Regions from separate parts of the Homo sapiens genome. Here region 2 is linked to region 1. Evidence: read pairs that join two places in POLR2A ChIA-PET (ENCODE). Cell type or tissue: OCI-LY7. All regions are shown on one strand. Each heading gives the region's core, and the rest is flanking DNA. Links, peaks and the distances in the headings are about the cores only.

Region 1 (3,148 bases), core at 246-2,745:
GTGATGGTGGGATTTTGTTGACTCTCACACTCCTGGGGAACATAGAGAATAGCATCCACCCTAATCAACCTCTCTCCTCTCAGGAGCTCGATGAGTCGTCGCGTCCAGGTGAGTCTCCCTCAGGTGCATCATGTGCCTAATCCAAAGGCCCTGCAACGAACTTCCCTAGGAGCCCAGTTCAGCCAGGGGCCTACTTAGGTACACGACAGGAGGAATGGCAAACAGTTTCTCAAACTGACCTCTCAGCTGTTCATTTGTCAAAATACAGTTTCACATTACTGCTTTTCCCATTTTGATTCACAGAAATGAGAGACCAGGCAAGTTACAGAGGATGAGCCTCTTAAAATAAGTCCTATGAATACATATTAGTCGTGTTTGAGGCAGAGCTCTGCGCTGGTAATGGAAAGAAATCCATGATCCAGGAAATAGAAAAATGCAGCTTGTCAAATAATATGAATAGTCTGACATAATTTTTTTTTCTTTTCTTTTTTTTTTTGAGACGGAGTCTCGCTCTGTTGCCCAGGCTGGAGTGCAGTGGTGCCATCTCGGCTCACTGCAACCTCCGCCTCCCGGGTTCAGGCGATTCTCCTGCCTCAGCCTCCCAAGTAGCTGGGACTACAGGCACACGCCACCACACCCAGCTAATTTTTGTATTTTTAGTAGAGACAGGGTTTCACCATGTTAGCCAGGATGGTCTCAATCTCCCGACCTCGTGATCCGCCCACCTTGGCCTACCTAAATGCTGGGATTACAGGCATGAGCCACCACGCCCAGCCTAGTCCGACATAATGTAGGTAAAAAGTACCTATATTTATGCTTAACGATACATAGACATATTCCAAAAGGATACTACAGAATTAACACTGGGTACCTTTTTGGGGACCGGGAGTTGGGGGGGTGCTTCAAATCTTTTACTTTTTACCTCATACTCGTTTACACGATTTGAATCTCTAGCCATAGCATGTATCACTTTTATAATAAAAATAAAGCTTTAAAATTGTCATTTTAGGAAAATAAAAAGGGTTGTAAAAGGGGATATACTAGTAATTTATGTCATGCCTCCAGCTGTGGAGAAATAACCCTGGCTTAGGCCGGCTTCCCTGGAAGCAGAGTCTGAGATGAAGCTCTGGGATAAGGGATGTGTTGAGGGTGTGGCCTTGGGAGAAACGAACTAGGGTAAGGGAGGAAGCACTGGGGAAAGGGAAGCGCTGGGAAAGGATGTGGCTTTCCACGAAGCCCTGCTTTCACCTGATCCCGCGGGCAGCTCTGGTGCATAAATGCCTCAAGTTTGACCTGCCCTGAAACAAGGGAGTTGGGCTTTTCCTCCCTCTTCCCCGACTCAGCCCTTAGCTATGGCTGTCGGTGGGGTGAACTGGGAGCGGGGAGAACTCTCAGGCTCCAGCTGGCTCCAGTCAACCAAGGCGGCCCCCACAAAAGGGTGCAGGTGTGCGCCATTAGCGCCAGCACCTGCTGCTGGGGGCGGGAGGGGACGCTGGGCTGCCAGAAGGGATCCCAGGGGAATCTGGGCTTCAACCCCTTTCCCCAGTGACTTGGGAATCGAACCCAAACTGGCTTCCTTATAAACAAATGTATAAACTGTAAATTGATGTAGGAAATGTTTTTCTTTTCTGTTTTCTTTTTGATGGCTATGGGAAGGTACAGGCTACAGGACATTGTATTAAATAGCAGCTTAAATACTCAAAAAAAGATATAAAGAGTAAAAAACATCAGTTTGCAAGAGTCCGATCAGACAGCAAGACTTTTGCAGTGGTGGGAAAATCACTGGAAGGCTGGAGAAGAGGATGTGCCAGCCTGCTCTCAGGAAGCAGGCGGCGAGGGTTCTGATCTGGCTACTGTTAGTGGTCAAGAAGACTTTTTTATTTTTTTCACTTCCTTGGCAATGTATATCTCACCACTGATTATATCTCCCTTCCGGCATTGAGAAGTTGAGGAAATTCAAAGACAGATTTGAACCCAGGACTAGATAACCCAGAGAATAAGGCCAAAGAAAGGCAGGGGTGGCTCTAGGAGGCTGTATTCTAAGGCCTACAATTCTCTGGGCTGCCTTGACATCTCTGAGCCTCACAGAGGCCCAAGGGCTTAACTGTGAGTTCCTCTGTGAGTTCCCCTGCCCTCACCAGGCATGCCCCTGACCCAGCAGGCAAGGTCTCCCACCTGACCAGTACCCTGTCAGTCACCACCACTCACCCAGCCACCAACCTAATGGGTTTCCCCTCACTGCCCGTCTGTGAAATTACTCAAGCAAGACAGGAAACTCCTCCCATGGGAACACAGGGTTACCTGGTCCTCTTGCTACTACAAGGCATGACCCCCACGGCCCCTGCCGGTCCACTCTGTTCCCAAGTGCAAGCCCCATGTGGCCCTGCATAACATGCTGTGTCCTCCTCCCCCAGGCAGTGAGTCTAGTGACTAATAAGCTGCTGTCCATCACATCTGTCCAGTGGGGGAAGGGTTGCATTTGGGCTTCTCCCACTATTTAGGACAGGGACCCCTCCCTCACCAATAGGGTAAGTAGGAAGTAATCAGAACAGAGGGACGTTTTGAGTCACAAGCCTTTTTGGGAACATGCTGTATGTGCAAACTCTTAATACCAGCAGCAAGTCCCAGTTGCTTTTCCTTTGCCTATGAAGCAGAGCTTACTTCTCTGAACAATGCAGTAAGTTTTAAAAGCTGACCAGTATAACAAAGGAAGTGTCTTAGAGAAAACAACAGGGCTGGGTGAGGTGGCTAATGCCTGTAATCTGCGCACTTTGGGAGGCTGAGGCAAGAGGACTGCTTGAGGCTAGGAGTTTGAGACCAGCCTGGGCAACATAGTGAGACCCCCATCTCTTAAAAAAAAAACCCCACAAAAAACAAAAAACCAACCAACCAAAAAAACCTGACTGGGCACGGTGGCATGCCTATAGTCCCAGCTACTCAAGAAGCTGAGGTAAGAAAATTACCCCAGTCCAGGAGTTCAAGGCTGCAGTGGGCTTTGATTGTACCACTGGACTCCAGCCTGAGTGACAGAGCAAGACCCCATCTCTTAAAAAAGAGAGAGAGAAAACAACAGATGTATTTGGAAACACTCTTCTCTTATTTCTCTTCTGCTTGCAATGGCAAAATGCTGTCTCCTGGGATATCCAAG
Region 2 (3,148 bases), core at 217-2,716, 360 kb after region 1:
ATTGTACATACTTGCTTATTCCAAAATATAATTATACAAAGGAATTAAAGAAGTTTCTTACTTAAAGAATAAAGTTACACTTAGAAACAAGATGGGATATAAAGCACACAGATATAGAGCTTTCATAGCATTAAATGCGGCCTATTCAGCTTGGTTGAAGGATAGGATGTTCTCTAGTCAGTTAAATACAGTAAATTCCAAATGATAAACAAAAAAGGAATGTGAAATCCTTCAGTTTCATCTATACCTTGCAGTTATTTCAATCATCACTATTTTAAAATATGTTAAGTATAGATCTCCTATCACATACTATGGCTAACAAAATAATAGAACTATAACTTTGTATTTAAAATTGAATCATATCTCTGCTATAAAATGTATAAATATAGAATTTTACTACTTATAAAGCTTACAATGAACTCATTCAACAAATTAAACATCTACTATTTACAGTCCAAGCTCAACAAAAAAGTAGCTATTGAATACCCTTTTCTCAGCATAGCAGTGGAATTATTTGGATTGAGTTCATAAGACTTCTTTGTGTCGGCAACAGCAACTACGTAGAAACAGATGGGTTTTTCGTCAGTTATTTACAGATCCTAGCAAATACACAAAGAATATGAATCAGTTTTAGATTTCTAAGTTTTCGAGTTGATAGAAACACCAAACGGTTTTAAATTAGGAAAAGCTAATCCAAGACAGAATTCAAATAAATAATACTCTTGTACCTTCCTTTTGGCTTAACATTTAGCTTCATTCTTAAAGCTCTTCAGTCAATGAATAAAGCTGTGTCACAAAATTCATCTCCTTTTCTCATTAGCATAATCTATATAATTTGGCCGGGTGCAGTGGCTCACACCTGTAATCCCAGCATTTTGGGAGGCCGAGGAGGGTGGATCACCTGTGGTCAGGAGTTTGAGACCAGCCTGGCCAACATGGTGAAACTCCGTCTCTGCTAAAAATACAAAATTAGCCAGGCATGGTGGCACGTGCCTGTGGTCCCAGCTACCTGGGAGGCTGAGGCAGGAGAATCCCTTGAACCTGGGAGGCGAAGGCTGCAGTGAGCTGAGATCAAGCCACTGCACTCCAGCCTAGGCAACAAGAGCGAAACTCCGTCTAAAAAAAAAAGATATTCAGTTTTTCCCTATCCAGATTCTTCATCAGAATAACTTTTTAAAGTTACACAATACAGAAATACATTACTTTTTAATATAGATAGGGTCTTGCTATGTTGTCCAGGCTGGACTCGAACTCTTGGGCTCATGTGATCCTCCAGCTTTGGTCTCCCAAAGTGCTGGGATTACAGGCATAAGCCACCATGCCTGGCCACATTCGTTTTTATAAAAAATACAAAGAAGAGCATTTCATTTTAATACTCTGTCAAATAGTAAATATGATACTATTCTTTATCAGCCTACCCAATAACTATGAATGAAATCTATATACATTCTCCACCCACTGAAGGAAAATGAGACATCCATAAAATTTAATAGGTGTTGCTCAACATGTCTGTCACACTTGAGATACTGTACCTTGTATGAAAGACCAATTTAAAAATCCTCAAAGACAACCTTTATTTTATTTGACTAATTTGTCATGGGTAAAATGTATAAGTAACTTATTAAAAAGGGACAATATACTTTGGAAGAAAAATTACCATAGTAACTCCCAAGAAGAATGTGACAATAAGCTCTTTGACAATAATATTGTGCATCATCTGGTTTCTGTTCCAAAGCCTTAGTCAGCTCCTACAAAAACAAACATGTGGAGTGTCAGTAACAGTTTGTAAAAAGCCATGAAATTCTAATTAAAACAATTTTTAATCAAATAACTTATTATCAGAAACTATTTGGAGGAAAGATAACAGGGATGTAATCTTGGAGTTTTTCCTCATAAGAAAATCTCCCCTTCTCCTGCCCCTCCTCCCAAAAGTAGACAATCTAACATAGTATCTCTGTACTGTAAAGCATTTAGTTCCTGGCCTATAGAACTCAATAAATGGTCATTATTATCATCTCACATATTCTGAAGAGTTTAACTGATATACATTGACTATTACAGATTTTCTCCTTCTAATTTGGAGAAGATTCAAACTCCATATAGAATTTGAGATTCCTAGAAAATGTGAAGCTGTCCAAAAAAAAAAAGACTAAAAGTTAAATCTAGAGCTCAGGGAGGTTAAGACAATCAATACATACACCATCAAGCTTACCTGGCCCTCTCTTATCCTCTATCAATAGCACACAACTCTAATAAAATGCAATTAAACATTCTGTTCAAAGCCCAGATACAATCTCATAGATGGCTATGGCAACTGATCAAGAGTTAACATTAGAGAGATTAAGACTTTTTTACCCTGTGCAGTCACAACATATAGGTGTGGTAGCTGGAAAAATAATGATGTAAGAGATTACACAATTAGGGAGATCAAGGGCAAGTACAGGAACACTTTTATTTTCTGCCAGCTGCCTACAAACTCTGGGGATTTGGTAGTTTTCTTAAATGGTAAAATTATTTCAATAGCCGCATGTGTCACTGACTTAGCTTTAACCTAGTTTAATTCTCACAAAGCAATGAATACAGATGCCCCTCAACTCACATGGGGTTACAGTCAATCAACAGAAAGTGTGGCTCAAACTAAGAGAGCAAAGAAGCTGTAAGATGCTACTTCAAGGGCCTCACTTTGTACCTTGCAGGCTGTTACAAGGAATTTGGACCTTAGGTGTGATGGAAACCCATGGAAAGGTCATTGTTAGTAGGAGAGAGACATGGTCCAATTTACTTTTTAAAAATGTCATTCTGGTTGCTGTATGGTGAATACATTATAACAAATCAGCACTGGAAACAGAGACTTCTTAGGAAACTACTACATTAAATCTAGGCTAGAAAAGGCTGTTAGCCACAGAGGTGATGAAGAGAAATACAATAAGCTGGAATATATTAGAACCAGCAAGACTTGCTAATGGGTGAACGTGTGGGATAAGAGAAACTGAAGATCACTCCATGGTTTGGGGCTTATTTAGATCTCTACCTGGCATGCAGTAAGCAGTCAATGGATGATTTTTCTCCTTGCAGACTTTCTTCAACCTTTTCCCCAATCTCTACTTTGACTGCATCTCCTTTGCCACAAAATATAAAAATATTTGCC

What was found. ChIA-PET counts read pairs that join two places held together with the same protein. Peaks named below come from ENCODE experiments on the same cell type or tissue, not always from the same donor. Only the 100,000 strongest peaks of a DNase experiment are listed, where the experiment ranks them.
Region 2: POLR2A ChIA-PET joins it to region 1 with 8 read pairs; 3 of 35 experiments call an interaction of 5 or more read pairs at or near these places.

What each region holds. Positions count from the first base shown.
Region 1 is chr13:51,809,835-51,812,982 of GRCh38, forward strand. The region is part of intron 1 of LOC107984561 (a long non-coding RNA gene); the gene reads left to right. Among named protein-coding and RNA genes, the nearest start is that of DHRS12, 7.2 kb to the left of the region's middle. In OCI-LY7, for the core only: no CTCF peak of the experiment used is centred there; DNase peaks (open chromatin) are centred at 1,467, 2,187 and 2,587; H3K4me3 peaks cover 1,647 bases; H3K27ac peaks cover 1,816 bases.
Region 2 is chr13:52,169,501-52,172,648 of GRCh38, forward strand. It overlaps the pseudogene MRPS31P5. Among named protein-coding and RNA genes, the nearest start is that of NEK3, 11 kb to the left of the region's middle. In OCI-LY7, for the core only: no CTCF peak of the experiment used is centred there; no DNase peak of the experiment used is centred there.